Regions from separate parts of the Homo sapiens genome. Here region 2 is linked to region 1. The links are chromatin contacts, found by Hi-C or POLR2A ChIA-PET in ENCODE. All regions are on one chromosome and are shown on one strand. The core of a region is the stretch at or near the end of the contact, and the rest is flanking DNA. Distances in the headings are between cores, read along the strand shown. Region 1 holds the start of ZSWIM1 (zinc finger SWIM-type containing 1). Region 2 holds the start of PABPC1L (poly(A) binding protein cytoplasmic 1 like).

The links. Hi-C counts contacts between places; a loop is a spot of excess contacts on that map. ChIA-PET counts read pairs that join two places held with the same protein, here RNA polymerase II (POLR2A). Pooled maps may share reads with other maps.
Region 2: a loop to region 1 is called in a pooled map, with 3 times the contacts of the local background. The contact joins the promoter of PABPC1L here to the promoter of ZSWIM1 in region 1. A Hi-C loop is called at or near these places in 2 of 50 pooled maps. POLR2A ChIA-PET finds 5 or more read pairs at or near these places in 2 of 52 experiments (Caco-2 and PC-9).

Annotation. Positions count from the first base shown.
Region 1 is chr20:45,876,419-45,884,318 of GRCh38, reverse strand. ZSWIM1 (zinc finger SWIM-type containing 1) reads right to left here and starts at 3,092. Exons shown (of 2, transcript NM_080603.5): 1 at 3,058-3,092; 2 at 1-1,786. The coding sequence starts at 1,726. The coding sequence ends at 269. It overlaps ZSWIM3 (zinc finger SWIM-type containing 3), which reads right to left. Exons shown (of 2, transcript NM_080752.4): 2 at 5,197-7,605. The coding sequence ends at 5,670. RefSeq lists enhancers at 3,003-3,082, 3,333-3,382.
Region 2 is chr20:44,907,186-44,915,085 of GRCh38, reverse strand. PABPC1L (poly(A) binding protein cytoplasmic 1 like) reads right to left here and starts at 5,026. Exons shown (of 15, transcript NM_001372179.1): 1 at 4,750-5,026; 2 at 2,233-2,426. The coding sequence starts at 4,942. It overlaps YWHAB (tyrosine 3-monooxygenase/tryptophan 5-monooxygenase activation protein beta), which reads right to left. Exons shown (of 6, transcript NM_139323.4): 6 at 6,554-7,900. RefSeq lists a silencer at 4,843-5,172.

The sequences.
Region 1 (7,900 bases), core at 1,843-4,342:
AGACTGTATGTGGCCACCTGAGTAAACTAAACAGATTAAGATTTGCTGACTCCTGTCTCATTGAGCTAGACACATGCTAGGTAGCAGGCCATGGTAGATGAGAAGACCCTTCAACCTTGTCCTTGTTGTCCTTGTTCTGGAAGGAGGGCCCACGGAAGTACAACAGTGTAAGGGAGTGTGTGTGTGTGTGTGTGTGTGTGTGTGTGTGTGTGTATGGGTGGATGTGAGTGTGCACAGGTGCATGAGCATCTCTGGGCATCGAGAATAATCAGAGTTGGACCTGCTCATAAGGCCCAATCCAGCTGTCGGCCAGTTCCCGCAGGGTGCTATACCTCCGCTCAAACTCCTCCTTGGTGCAGTGCTGCAACAGCTGACCCACCTCCTCGGTGAGGTGAGTCACTGCCAGGTGCTTATCCAGGGTCTCACTCCACTTGCTGCCCAGGATGCTGTCTAGACTGGTAGCACAGCCTGCCGTCCACTGAGCCGGCAGCATGTCGGGCTGGAGCACCTGGCGGCGGGCACTGAGCATGGCTAGGATGTGGCGGCAGGGCAGGTGGAAGGCCTGGTTAAAGTAGCAGCTGCAGCTGGCAGGGGGCTGGGGCTGCACCTTATGGGTATCTTCCAGGATCTGTATGTTCATCTTTTCTGAGCCAGAGCCAATGAGGTGTGTGGATTTCTGGACCACAGCAAGCTCGCCCAGGCACAGTTGGGCTGCTGGCCCTGTGCAGATGGCATTGAGGGAGTGCTGGATGTGGGATTCTACCAGCTGCTCCAGTTTGGGGCTTTCGGGGATGGTGTCTGAGGGAGCATGATTGTTCTGGGCACACAGGCCCTGGTTGAAGTTTGCCTTGTCTGCAGAGTTCTGCTGCATGTAACGGAACAGAGAAGCCATACCTTGTTTCTCAGATGGGGTGGTACCAAAGAACTGGCTGAGGATGTGGGTGGTGACCTCGAGGCTCTGGAAGTAGTGGCTGCTCTCAGCTCGGCTTCTCCAGCGGTGAGCCAGCCAGATGCGGTCGTTGAGCAGCCAGTGTGAGTGAAGCTCGGGCAGCTTGGCTGGAGGGATGCAGTTGCTCAGGAGTGTATACAACTTTCTCAGGTTGCCTGCTGTGGCTGAGCACATTGTGCTCTGCAGGGAGGTCAGGAGCAGCCTTTCCACGGGCCGTTCAAGGGACAGCTGATAGAACTTGGCCTGGAGGAACTTACAAATGTGGAAGGCTGAGAGAAGGACCTCAGCTGTGGGGAACTCCATAGCTAGGATAGGCAGTGGAAGGAAATGAGGATCCACCAGGATGGTACAGACTCTCTCCCATGCTGGATTAAACTTCTTGAATACTTGGAACATCTGGGCCAGGCCTTCAGTGTCCTCCTTGGCAGGGATGGCAAAGTAGACTGCTCGGGCAAGATGACCCTCCAGCTGCACCCGAGGTCCATCCACCAGGAAGGTATATAAGACCTTACCCCTTGGGTTATAGGTCCGGTGGATAAATAAGATCTCAGGGAAATGGTCAAAGACACTTTGCATAAAGCAGCTCTGGTAGTTGAAGGTATCTAACTGGGCAGTCTTGTTAACCTGGTGCAGCAGCATAGGTGGGCTTGAGTCCTTAATCAGGAGCCCATTCAGCATTGTCAGGGCCATGGGAGAGATGGGAGCTGTCCAAATGCCAAGGTCAAAATACTTTCTTTGCAGGGCAGCTGACCACGGGGCTTTGAGTCTCTCAAGCATCAAGTAAGTTGAGGCTGGAGGCTAGACAATCATTCCCAGATCTTTTTTCCAAAGATGGGCCTATGGAGAGTAACAGAGGTTTAAGGAGACAGCAGGGACCTGGCTCTTCAATTATTCATCCACACAATATTTGTTGAACACTTACTATATGTCAGCACTGTTCTAGGGGAAGATACACAATAAACATGTAAACAAATAAGCAAATATATATCCAATAATGAAGCTTACAAAGACCATAAACCTGAGTAACATGTCAGAGAGTAAGCTGGGGAAGGGAGGGATACTTTAGTTAAAGTGGTAATGGAAGGCCTCTCAGGGGAGAAGGATGACATTGGAGCTGAAATCTAAATGATAAGAAGTTAGCTATGGAAAGATATGGTTCCAGGGGATTTAAATAGGTATGGCCAGAGCTGCATATGGCCTTTTAAAAAAATAGCATTCTAGCCAGGTGCAGTGGCTCACACCTGTAATCCCAGTACTTTGGGAGGCCAAGGTGGGCAGATAACTTGAGGTTGGGAGTTCGAGACCAGCCTGGCCAACATGGTGAAAACCCGTCTCTACTAAAAATACAAAAAGAATTAGCCGGGTATGGTGGCCCATGCCTGTAGTCTCAGCTACTCGGGAGGCTGAGGCAGGAGACCTGCTTGAACCCAGGAGGCTGAGGTTGCAGTGAGCCGAGATTGCGCCACTGCACTCCAGCTCTGGGTGACAGAGTGAAACTCTGTCTCAAAAAATAAAATAAAATAAAAATACGATTTTATATTTATAAATGACTGATTGGCATCCATTCTTTCCTTTGGTCCTGGTATGTATAAGAGAACTGCAATTGCTCCAAACTTGCTGTGTTATCTTGGGCAAGTCAATGACCCTCTCTGAGCCTCAATCCCTTCCACCATAAAATATGGCTAACAAATGTGCATAGCTTCTCCTGCCTCTACTATATCCCTCTTTTAGCAGCAATACTCTATTCCATTGTTTCCTCTATTTGGCCCCAGACCGAGTTACTGTCCTCATTTTACAGATGATAAACTAAGGCTCAAAGAAGCTAAGTGACTTGCCCACCATTACTCTGTAAGTAGCTGAAAGTTGAGTCTTTGGTTCGGGATCCTGACTGCTGTCCACAGTACCTGGGGTCCAAAAACCAACAGAGGGAATACGGCCTTTGACCTCTCACCTCTAACCTGGGTGGGAGATGTGGATGTCTGACATTCCCAGAGTCCAGCTGGAGCCGGATGAGAAGAAAACCTCCCTCCCATCCCTTTGGGAGCTGTGTGACGGCTAACTGCGGTGATCCGCTGTCTCACACTTTCACCCCTTCAGGAAGCACTCACCCACAGCCAGGCTCCGTCGCCATTTCTCCCTATTTGACCCTGCCTCCGACTCTGACTGACATCCAAACTCACCAACCACAGCGTCAGCATCGCAGTGACTCGGACCAATGTCTGAGGAATTCGCTTTCAGGCTTTAGCACCACGGACCAATCGTAGCGTGACGATTCGCGGGCGGGCCGTGTTGCCAGGGTTACAAGGAGCTGGCTGGAGGTAAAGATACTTGCATCTGGGAGAGCTGAGCCTTGAAGCTGGAGCTCCGGGGCTTCCCTTCAGGCTAGGCGACTGGAAGGACACGTTACTATGGAAACTCCCTCAAAAGCAGAAAATGAAAAGGAAAATAAATAGCAGTTATATATATATTTTTTCTTTTTCTTTTTTTGAGATGGAGTCTCGCACTGTCGCCTGGGATGGAGTGCAGTGGCAAGATCTCGACTCACAGCAACCTCCGCCTCCCAGGTTCAAGCGATGATTCTCCTGCCTCAGCCTCCTGAGTAGCTGGGATTACAGGCACCCGCCACCACGCCCAGTTAATTTTTTGTATTTTTAGTAGAGACGGGGTTTCACCCTGTTGGCCAGGCTGGTCTCGAACTCCTGGCCTCGTGATTCGCCCACCTCAGCCTCCCAAAGTGCTGGGATTACAGGCGTGAGCCACCGCGGGTTTTGTTTTGTTGTGTGTGTGTGTGTGAAACTCTAAAGCCCCTGGAATTTAGGAAACAGTGCATATATAGTCATAACGCATATTCTACCTTATGGGGAAACTGAGTTCCAGGTCTCAAATTCTACTCCTCCTTCGGGGATCAGGAGCCCAACTTTTAGAGCTGAGGAAATCCAGATCCCCTTAAACAAGCCAAAACTTGGCATTCTCTAGCCCAACCCCCTCCAGTATTCTACAGAATGATGCCATGACTTATTTAGGGTCCTACTACAGTAGTGCAAGGGCCTACTAACTGGTCTCTTGTCCTCAGTTCCCTTGAAGATGGCAGACTTAGAAAACTGGGTGTTTACCAGGCCTTGGAGGATTAAGATTACCAACTAGCAACATCAAATCAGTGTTGGTACTTACGCATCGAAAATGTTATTGGGCTGGGTGCAGTAGGTCATCCCTTTAATCCCAGCACTTTGAGAGGCTGAGGCAGGTGGATTGCCTGAGATCGGGAGTTCAAGACCAGCCCGACCAACATGGTGAAACCCCATCTCTAAATACAAAAAATTAGGCAGGCGTGGTGGCACATGCTTATAATCCCAGCTACTCAAGAGGCTGAGGCAGAATCGCTTGAACCCAGTAGGCAGAGGTTGCAGTGAGCCGAGATTCTGCCATTGCACTCTAGCCTGGGCAACAAGCAACAAGAGCGAAACTCCATCTCAAAACAAAAAACAAAAAGGTGCTTATGTAAACCTAGAGGGGAAATCTGGGATTAGAACAGGCCAACATGCTAATTTTTACAGAGGAAACTGAGGTCAAAGAAATTGCCCACAGTTCCCCAGCAAGTTGCTGGCAGTCAAGTCTAAGATTCAGGTTTTTCCCCCACACCCTCCAGTCTATTTGGCCTCTTCCCGCTAGAATATAAGGAAACCTGAAATCAACCTTGAAGGCTTAGTTGTAGGAAGGAGGCAAATTAAGACGCAGATTGCCAAATCCTTGAATGTGAGGCATCAGGTTCTATTTGGCTCCACAACCCCATTAGGTTGCTAATACTTAATTTTCTTTTCTTTTTTTTTTGTTGTTGTTTTTTGCTTGAGATAGAGTCTCACTCTGTCACCCAGGCTGGAGTGCGGTGGCACGATCTAGGCTCACTGCAACCTCCGCCTCCTGGGTTCAAGCGATTCTCCTGCCTCAGCCTCCCAAGAAGCTGGGATTACAGGTGCGCCACCACGCCTGGCTAATGTTTGTATTTTTAGTAGAACAGGGTTTCGCCATGTTGGCCAGGCTGGTCTCGAACTCCTGACCTCAGATGATCCATCCACCCGCCTCGACATCCCAAAGTGCTGGGATTATGAGTGTGAGCCACTGCGCCTGGCCTCAATTTTCTTTAAAATTAATAAATCCACCTAGAGCAGCCACTTCCTAACTGTAAAGTCGAGTCCTATTGCTATGCAATTCCTCTTCCTTCCCTGATCAAGCAGAACACATTTCCCTTGTTTAATTTTATTAAAAACAACTTTAATATGAATAAAAAGTTACAAATAAGATTCTTCATAAAGAGCAGCAACAGCCAAAGATCATCCTCATTCCCTTTGTCCCTGAAAACAGGCCCTTTTACCAGACCGATTTTGTCTCACCCTAACCTGAGGCAGGGATTCATCTTTGCAGAGCAAATAAGATCTGATCTCAGGGGCTGGGGGAGGAAGAGGGTGACCTTGCAGCACGGAGATAACTTTGGCCTTGAACAACAACTGAGGCTCCCAAGGAATGCCAAAAGTAGGGCTGAAAAGGGGCAGATTGAAAGGACTGTCACACAGTGGAGTTCCCTTCCTCTCTACTGTAACAATATTCCTAGCCCCACCTAGGAAGACATTGGCTAAAATGCTAAACCCTAGTATGTCCTGCCCACTTTAAACTCTCACACTTCCAAGGAGAAGTGTTTGTGGTCCAATGCTTCAGCTAAAGTGCTTCAATAATGCATCACAGCTGTAGCAGGAGGGAATCCCTCCCCTTCTTCTTGCTTTCCCCAGAGGAAAGGGAGGCGGCCCACGTCCTTAAAGTCTCCTGGCTGCTGAAAGAGCTCAGATGGCTGGGAGGGGCCAGCCCAGATATCCACAATCTTGCGCAGGGTGGAGTAGCGTTCCTCCAGCTCTGGCCCCTCGGTCTGCATGAGCAGGTTTGCTAACTCCCTGCTTAGGTCCTGAATCATGTCGTTCCGTCCTTGCTTCTCAGGCTGGCCTGTGTTTGGGACCATACCACGATCCTGGAGCTCCCCATTGGGCCCAAGGAGGTACTGGTACTTCTTCTGCCACCGGCGGCACACCATGGCTTCACCAACCGGCTGCTGGCTGGTGTGCAGCAGAGCCAAAATGTGTCGGCATGGCAGGTGGTACCATTGTTGAAAGGAACAGCTGCAGCTACAGCCATCTTTGCTAACCTGGTGAGAGTCCTCTAGCAGCTGAACGTCCACTGAAGAGCCAGCCATGTCCACCAGGTGGGTGGAGTTCTGTACCACCTCCCACTCATTGTGGCACAGCTTGTAGGCTAGTTCAGAGCCACTCTGGTGCAAGGTGTCCAGCATGCCAACCTGCGAGGGCGGCACTTGTGACTGCTGCTGTACCTGTACCTGCTGTGCGTCTGGCTTGGTCTCTTCTGCAGGGAGGCTGGTAAGGCTCTCTCCACAGATTCCAAAAGCCTTCTTGGACTTCAGTGGCATGCTTGCCGGCCGAGCTCTCTTTAATTTGGGAGGAGGTGTGGGCAAGTTCTTCAAGCCTTTGGTATTAAAGAAGTCTATGTAATCCACAAAGCAGAGGATGCAGTCCAGCAGCGACTGCTGTTCCCGAAAGAGGCTTGACACCTTGCTGGTGACAATGTCTAGGCTGTCCATGTAGGTGTTACACGCAAGCAGGCCCTTCCTAACATGCATGTACCACAGCAGTTCACAGGTGAACCAGTGGGCCTGCAGGAAGTTGAAGAGATCCTCATCCAGTACGGCCTGGGACATCTGGCAGAGATTTTTCAGGCTGGCTTCAGAAGTGACAAACACGGCCTCCCGCAGGGCTTCCTTCATGAGCCTTTTAAAGGATGGATTTGCTGAACTACGATGCAACTTCTTCTCCAAGAGTCGGGTTGTGTGGTAGATGGAAAGGAGGATGCGGGCAGCAGGAAAGATCTCCTGCAGGATAGCCCGGTAATGGAATGAAGGGTCCACAAAGACCACCTTGACCTTGGGCCAATCGGAGTTGAACTCTGTGAAGATGCTCAGCATCTTGGCCACAGAGGTGACTGTCTCCGCCTTGAGCACAGCAAAGTGCACCACTCGACTTTCTCGTTCCTTGTTCTCCACCAAGAAAGCATAGAGGATGTGGCCCTGGGTGTTCTCCACCCGGTGTAGCAAGAGATTCTCTGGGAAGCGGATGAACAGGTCGGTCATCTTACTGCTCTGGAAGCTGAGCCGGTCCAGGTGCTGGCTGTCACCCACACTGAAGGAAGCCATGGAACCCTCATCTACCTTAAGAAAGTTCTTCATCACTTTTGCTATCTTGGCCAGGTCAGAAGGAGTGATGCCTTCCTGCTCTGGCTTTGAGGACACTTGTACCTTATCTAGGCAAAACGATGGCTCAACCAGGGACTTCTCGGCAGTGTCAAGGTCTTTTTTGGTTGTGGGCTGCACAGGCTGGAGTCTCTGCAGGCACATTGTCTTTTGAGATTTGCCAGTGGTGTCTCCTCCAGGACTAGCCACTTTAGAGTCACCATGTATGTGCTGTGTGTTTAGTTCACTGATAAATAGTCTATCTAGTCTCTCGTTGTACCTTAGGAGCAAGTACGCTGGGCACATGTCTGCCTCCCGCGTTCTCTTCCTGTTTGATTGGGTCCGAATGCAGACAAATTTCACCTGCACATACCTAGGGAAGGTAGAGGTAACAATGAGAAAGGTGCTGACCACCCCCCACCCCTTATAAAGATAAGACCCTGAAGGGGGCTGGGTACAGTGGCTCATGCCTATAACCCCAGCACTTTGGGAGGCTGAGGTGGGAGGATCACTTGAGCCCAGGAGTCTGAGACCAGCCTGGGCAACATGGAGAGACCCTGGCTCTACAAAAAATTTAAAAATCAGCCAGGTGTGGTGGTGTATTCCTGTGGTCCCAGCTATTCAGGAGGCAGAGAAGGGAGGATCGCTTGAGCCTGGGAAGTTAAGGC
Region 2 (7,900 bases), core at 3,777-6,276, 970 kb after region 1:
ATCCTGAAACAGGGGCCTTCCACTTTCAACTCAAGCCTCAGCTTGGATTTAACCACGTTGACTGGGTCCCCACTGTGGGTCAAGAACCTGCTAAGGGCATTACATACTTCCCTTGTTATCTATGCCAGTCATAAGAGAATCCTTTCAGTCATTTCTTAACCTCTGAGCCCCAGAGGGAAAATGAGAATAAATGACTTGTCCAAGGTCAGCCAACAGAAGTAATTCTTTGATTGTTACAGTTATCACTTAGAAGCTTAACAGTATGCCAGGTACCCTTTTAAGGAGTATACATGTATGCAGAAAACCTAACACACAGAAAGTACATGATAAATCTGCCATTATTATTGTGAAGAACTTAATACACAGTTAAGAGTCTTTCTTCCTTTGATCCTCAAAGACAGGAAACAGCCCCGTCTCTCTGTCACAGATAACCCTTAGTGCATTACTACATCTCCTCAAGTCTACCTGCTCCTCTGAGCCACAGGGATAGCCTCTTATTGACTGGGAATTTGAGAGCCCTCGTTGAGAACTTAAGGATTATGCTTGGCACACAGTAGCACTTGATAAAAGTTCTGACATGCCAGGTGCAGTGGCTCACGCCTGTAATCCCAGCACTTTGGGAGACTGAGGCGGGCGGATCACAAGGTCAGGAGATCGAGACCATCCTGGCTAACACGGTGAAACCCCGTCTCTACTAAAAATACAAAAAAAATTAGCTGGGCGTGGTGGCGGGCACCTGTAGTCCCAGCTACTCAGGAGGCTGAGGCAGGAGAATGGCGTGAACCTGGGAGGAGGAGGTTGCAGTGAGCTGAGATCGCGCCACTGCACTCCAGCCTGGGCAACAGAGTGAGACTCCGTCTCAAAAAAAAAAAAAAAAAAAAGTTCTGACACATAGGCTACAAAAACTGTCCCCATCCTCCCTAGAATAGCAGACACTCCAAAGGCTACGGGGTAACTGATCAACTATCCTTATAAAATCTAGAGACAGAACACCCAGGTTTAAGCCCTCTGTTCCAGACATACTGACCTGCTATATGGCCGCTGATCCTCAACATCCTCATATAAAAAGTCAGAGAAATAATCAGAATCCTTCTCAAATGACATACCTCCACTGGCTCAACATATATTTATTGAGCACCTAATATGTTTCACATCTTATTCTAAGTATTGGGATACAATAATGACTAAGAACAAGATCACTGATGGAACTTACATCTAATGTAAGACAATCTTAAAAACAAGATTCAATAACTTAATTGCCTTGATGGCCCCAATTAATGGCCTTCCTGTAGCCACACCCTTCATCCTATAATTTCTACTCCCCTCTCACTCTGAATGTGGGCTGGTCTTGTGACTTGCTTTGGTCAATAGAATGTAGTGAAAGAGGCCAGGTGCGGTGGCTCATGGCTGTAATCCCAGCATTTTGGGAGGTCAGGAGTTCGAGACCAGCCTGGCCAACACAGTGAAACCCACCCTGTCTCCACTAAACATACAAAAATTATCCAGGCATGGTGGCTCGCACCTGTAATTCCAGCTACTCGGGAGGCTGAGGCAGGAGAATCGTTTGAACTCAGGAGGCTTGAACCCAGGAAGTTGCAGTAAGCTGAGATCATGCCACTGTACTCCAGCCTAGGCAACAGAGTAAGACTGCATCTCAATTAAAAAAAAAAAACGTAGTGGAAGTGATGGTTCCAGTTCTGCATTTAGTTCTCAAGAGGCCTGGTGTGCTTCCACTCTTGTCTTCTGAGCCCCTGCCATTGCCATGAGAATACCATGAGAATAGCCTGGACTAGCCTACTGGAGGACAAAAGGCCATAGGGAGGAAAGCCAAGATGTTCCAGCTGACAGCCAGTCGCTCCCTCATATACCCAGCGAGAGCTCCCACTCAGCTTTCAGTGGGCATAGGAGGGAACCCAGCCAAGACCAGAAGAACTGCCCAGCTGAACTTTGCCCATTGCCAACTGTGGAATTATTAGCTAAATAAATGATTGTTGTTGACGGCCACTAAATTTGAAGGTGGTTACACAGCGAGAGCTGACTGATACACAGGTAATGTCTGGTCATTCACGGAAGATGAAACTGAAAGAACGGCTGTCATTCAGGTGCTTGCTGTACCTGAAACTTGACTGAAAGGACCTTGTAAACTGTAAAGTGAGGTGTTGCTTGTCACCCCTCTACCAGGCAGGTAGTTGACACCGATCTACCCAAAGACGTACACCCTTCATCCTCTACCTTGCAAGAGAGGATGTTCCCAAAGGTGGAGAAGGTATCATATAAAGCCTTGTTGTCAATGGAGTCCTCCAGGTTCTTGATGAAGATGTTGCCCACACCTGACTTGCGAAGTCCTGGGTCTCGCTGGGACCACATGATGCGAATAGGCTGGCCTTTGAGCATCTCAAAGTTCATTGTGTCCAGTGCCCGCTCCGCTGGACAGAAGGAAGAGGAGAGAAATTAGCAAGTTTAGGGAATTTTCTTACCTTGATCACCCACCCCTCGAGGTGCTTAACTGGGAGCCAATAAAGAGAAAGTCATTGTCTGGGTCCCAGACAATAAGCCAAGATAAGAGCCCAAATAACTGAGATAAGAGCCCAAAGGCTCAGGAAGGATAAGCTGAGAATTAGTGTGTATGGTGCTCCCCCAACCTTCCAGTTATGATCTCATTCAACCAACTCCCTGCAGCCACATGAGCATGGATTCCTGCCCCTCATTTTACAGATGGGAAAACTGAGAATAAGAAACATGAAAGGTCTGTGGCAGCGTCAGGTCTATTCTGGATTCTAAAGTACACTGAGTGGATAACAATGTCCATATGACAAGGGGTGGCAGCACTTTGAGGAAATTAAAACTCAGAGGTGCTGCAGGGCAGAGCTGAGGTTAGATCTCAAGCAGTCCGGCTCTGGGGAAAGTGGACATTACCTCTCTGAGCCTGTTCCTCACCTGTAAAGGGGGAATGATGGTAATATTACCTACTTTTCCACACCTAACAAAGGGAGATACTACCAACTACCAGGTTGTTGGAGGGACTGAAAAATAAAGAAGGTATGTAAAAGTGCCTTGTTTGTAACTTTGTGCCTGACACAAAATAATGTCTCAAAACAGCAGCCGATGCCCAGCCTCCGGCCACTGCTGCAGCCTGTGTCTCTCCTGGGTGATACACGTGACCTGTTTCAGGGAGTCTGCTAGTGCAGAGACATGGAAGGGGGCTGTGGGGAACACAGTGGAGCAAGTTTCAGGAAGCCCGGATTCTCCACCTAGTCTTATCATAAATACCTGGGGCAAAACCCTTCTCTCTGCAGCACGGTTTCCAGGCCGAGTCCCACTTCATTCACAGGGCTTGGAGGAAGATGGGAAGAGGCAGGAGGTGGAGCAAAGCAGAACAAACAGAAAAGTGCCCAGGAATCCAGCCCAGTAAGGGGCGGGGAACAGGCCCGGCGGAACAACCCCTTCCCTAGCAAACCACCCACTCAGGCAACCACCAGGTTCACCCAGGCGACCTGGCGCAAGGGATCCCTCTAGTGGACGCCGGCCATTTTTTGGGTGAGTTTCTGGAGTCTTACATCAGAATGTTAAAGCCACTATTTTCGTTGTTGTTTCTTTTTTGTTTGTTGTTTTGTTTTGTGTTGAGATGGAGTCTCGCTCTGTTGCCCGGGCTGGAGTGCAATGGCGCAGTCTCGGCTCACTGCAACCTCTGCCTCCCGGATTCAAGCGATTCTCGTGCCTCAGCCTCCCCAGCAGTTGGGATTACAGGCGTCCGCCATCATGCCCAGCTATTTTTTGTATTTTTAGTAGAGAAAGGGTTTCGCTATGTTGGCCAGGCTGGTCTCGAACTCCTGACCTCAAGTGATCTGCCCACCTCGGCCTCCTAAGATGCTGGGATTACAGGCGTGAGCCACTGCGCCTGGCCTTATTTATTTATTTATTTATTTATTTATTTATTTATTTATTTATTTTAGGTTACCACTTAAGAGCGTTTACGAGGTAACAAGCAGTTACCATTCTTTATGCATAGACAGCAGTTCTCCATTCTTTATGTTATTGGAGAATACGCCTTAGCCCCATTTTGCAGATGAAAAGGTGCAGAGCGTGAAGGCTTGCCCAAGCTCACTCATCCTCTCCACTCTCAACAGAAGTGCAGGCAAACTCATCGGACAAGCTCTAATCAATGCTATCAGCTCTGAGAAAGCGGCCTTGCGGCCTGGAGGCAGCGGTTTTTCAGAGCCCGTGCAGGTAGAGGCGCCCAGTGTGGATCTCACGTCGCGCTGGGAAAGGCCTGAGCCCAAGGCTGGGTTCTCCTGCCTCCCCTGCTCACCAGCTGTGTTGCCTTGGGCATCTTCCTCACCAGGTGCTTTGAATCTCTCATCCTCACAAGCACTCTATAAGGCAGCTAGGACCCCCATTTTCCAGACACGCATCTGAAGCTCAGAATGGTCGAGTAACTTGCCCAGAGTCACACGGCTGCTGGGCTTCTATCCCTGGTCCGCCTGACCCCCACCCCCACCCCCACAAAGCCTGTATCTGTTTTCACTCGACCCTAATCTCTCTCCTCTGTAGAGGAATAGCAGTAAACCACACTAATTACCAATTCCCGTCTCAGGGGCCAGGCCTCTGCCAACGCCCTGTTATCTTTGAGCCTCAGTTTCCCCGGCTGCAAAGTGTAAGATGAAAGCGCAAGCGGCCCAGTTCCGGCTTCTGTCTGTCCGCCTGCTTGTCCGTCGGTCCTTCCCCTCCCGCCCCATCCCCGGGGCTCACCGTCCGCGGGCTGCTGGAAGTTGATGTAGGCGTAGCCCAGCGAGCGCCGGGTGGCTACATCGCGGCACACGCGGATGGACAGGATGGGGCCGGCGGGAGAGAACTTCTCATAGAGCATGGCCTCGGTCACGTCGGGGTGCAGATCGCCCACGTAAAGCGAGGCAAGCGGGTAGCCAGAACCGCTGGCGTTCATGGTGGGCAGGGGGCCGGGGCTGCGGGGCAAGCAGGAGCCGGGTCACCCAGCAGCCCCGCGCTCACCCGGGCGGAAGCCCTCCTTCCTGGGCGCGGGCCCGCCCCTTCCCTTTACCGCCCCCGCGTCCCTGCGCACCAATCGTGGGCGCGCTCGGACGCCCCTCCCCCGGGATCCCTCCTGGGCCCACCCCCCACCTGCGAGCACTTGGGGATCTAAAAGCTACAGGTGGGGACACCTCTGACCCCGCCCTGGGAGGCGGAAAAAGCCTTCAACCTGGCCTTGAGCAGGGCTGCTGGGACTTGAGTGGAGCTCTCAAAACCCCCAGCTCTTTTGAAAGAGCCGAGGACTGGGACGGAAAGGACGCAGGGGACTGAGTTCTAACCCCGGAACAGATGATCATCTTTCTGAACCCGTTTCCCTTCTCTGTAAAATGGGAATGATTCCCTCCTGACAAGAATGAAAGGAGACCCAAACCGCGCTTTTTGCGTTTCACACACAAACGGAATTCCGAACAGGCCACTGTTTCAAAGCTTGTGTAGAGAATTTTACCCTGCTCCATTGAAGATGTCTTCCTCCAGAGAGCCTGATCCAGTCCCACCGTTTCGCACCAAGGATGGAAATGGCTTTGAGACATGAGAACTGGAGACCACTAAGGCCTTTCTTGGTACTGGCTCATATTACCAAGACCCCTTTTCCTGGGATATTCCCTGTCCCTCTGCTAAGCCATTACACATCCATTACACCAGGGAGGTTCACTGAGTTACTTGTGGCTCAGCCTAAATGCGGACAATTGGGAACTAATAGCAGAGCAAGACCTAAACAGAGCAAGACTGTGAATCTGAGCTTGCAGCGTCAATCTGTGGTATAGGGACATTAAAAACAACACAAAAACAAAACAACTACTCCACTGAGCACCAATACTTCACTTTTCCTCTGATAGGACTTTCCTGGTCTCACTGATCCAACAGAGCAGGTAGGCCCCCACTGACTTTTGGTTGAGTGTGGCTTCAACAGGTGGAACAGCTCCTAAACTAGGGACAGAAGGTGCCCATCTGGCTGTCCAGCCTCAGAGTAGCAAGGAAGCACTAATTCTAATCTTGGGCTAAAAAAGACCCCTCTATCCTGATATTTTTCTCTCCTTGTGGTAATGTGGATGTTTTCAGAAGGGGCAAATCCTGTGAGGAACCAGCTCTGCAGGCCACCATACAGTGTGAGGACAGGTGAGACGCCAGCTTGGTGATGACCAAGACTTATGCAACCATAGGTTACCTATTTCACTGGCTTGGTTGTATCTCAGAGTTAAAAAATGGGGAAGGGATGGTGGGCTCGAATACAATGCAAAATAACTGTCCATACCAAATCTTAGAAGTCACTAAAGAGGACCTAATACCTGCATGGTTTGTTGTGGAAGGTAGAGAGGTATCAAGTAACGGGTGTAAAGAGGCTGTTTAATTAATGGTAATTTCTTCCCCTGGATAACACCTTGACTTCTGGTCCTAAATAATGAAATAAAACTGTTTGCCTATTTTTAAAGAAAACAGAGTTAAAAATAAGTGTGATCAGAATAGTTAGCTAGGTCTGGTAACAACAGAGATGGTGGTGACACATCAATTCACAGGCAACTAACTGATAAAATTTTTATTTCACTTTTGAATTTTTACACTTTTCCTGATTATTCTGTGTAAGGTGAAACTAGAACTGTTTAAAAGACATACACAAATCTAGTACATCAATAACCGGGGATTTTTCTTTTTTGCTATACTATTTTCACAACCACGGGTGTGCTTGCTAGGCAATATAACCATCACAGAAGCAAACGTTAGGCAGAATACTGGTAAGAAAAAACAAAGCAAGAAAAGAGCTACCAGATATACAGACAGGCTTGGTTCCACATTCACTACTGCATTTTCAAGCGCCAAGTATTAACTGCACATTTTTGTTCAGCTAGAAAGGAGGGATTTTTTTTTTTGTTTTTTTCTTTTTTTTTGGTTTGTTTTAAATCAGTGCATAAATTTTTCTTTTCTCATTTCAGCAGATGGACAAACAGATGGACTCTACAGCTAAGTGGAATATCAAAGGTAGAGGGGTGATTCTGTGAGACTGATAGGCCTGACTATTCTCAATTCTCCCCACTGCAGTGTTCACGCAACTTCCCTGAATATAGGGTCTCCTTAAACACATCTGAGCACTGACCTGGATGAGTGCACTTGGGAGACCTGGTGACAGGCACAAAAAGCATGATCAGGGCTAGCCTCAATACAGGGAGAAATCATGGATATTTAAAAATACTTTTTTGATTCAGATTCCGGTATGACTGAAGAGCAACACCGTGTTGAGAACTGGAGGAAGACAGGGTTCTGGTGCCAGAAGCTCTTCTCCAATCTTTAAAGCCAGGCTTGCTCACCAAGGTGCTCAGTAATGTCTCTCACCCCTGCCCATATATAGCATTAAAAAGTGAACAAAAGACAGATAAAGATAGAATTCAAAAAGGAAAAAAAGTAAGGAAGCAGAGGGACAGAAACTTAGAAGAGAAAACCAAGGTCAACAGTCAAAAAGGATGGTGGGAAAGAATGTTTAGATTTCAAAATTTAAAAGCCCCGAGCTAGGAAGAACCTGAAAACTGAGTACTCCTCAAGTGAAAGGCCATCTCTACAGAACATCATTCCTTTTTTTGTTTTTTGTTTTCTTTTTTGGAGATGAGGTCTCGCTATGTTGCCCAGGCTGGAGTGCAGTTATTCACAGGTGCAACCACAGGGCACTGCAGCTTTAAACTCCTGGGCTCAAGCGATCCTCCTGCCTCAGCCTCCCAAATAGTTGGGACTAGATGCACGCACCACCACGCCTGACTCAGGACATTATTCTTAAAGGTATTATCCAGGAAACAGATAAGGTCATTCATAAAACACACGGCTTTTTTTCTTTAGCTCAGTGTTAACAATGAAAGTAGATTCCACTATT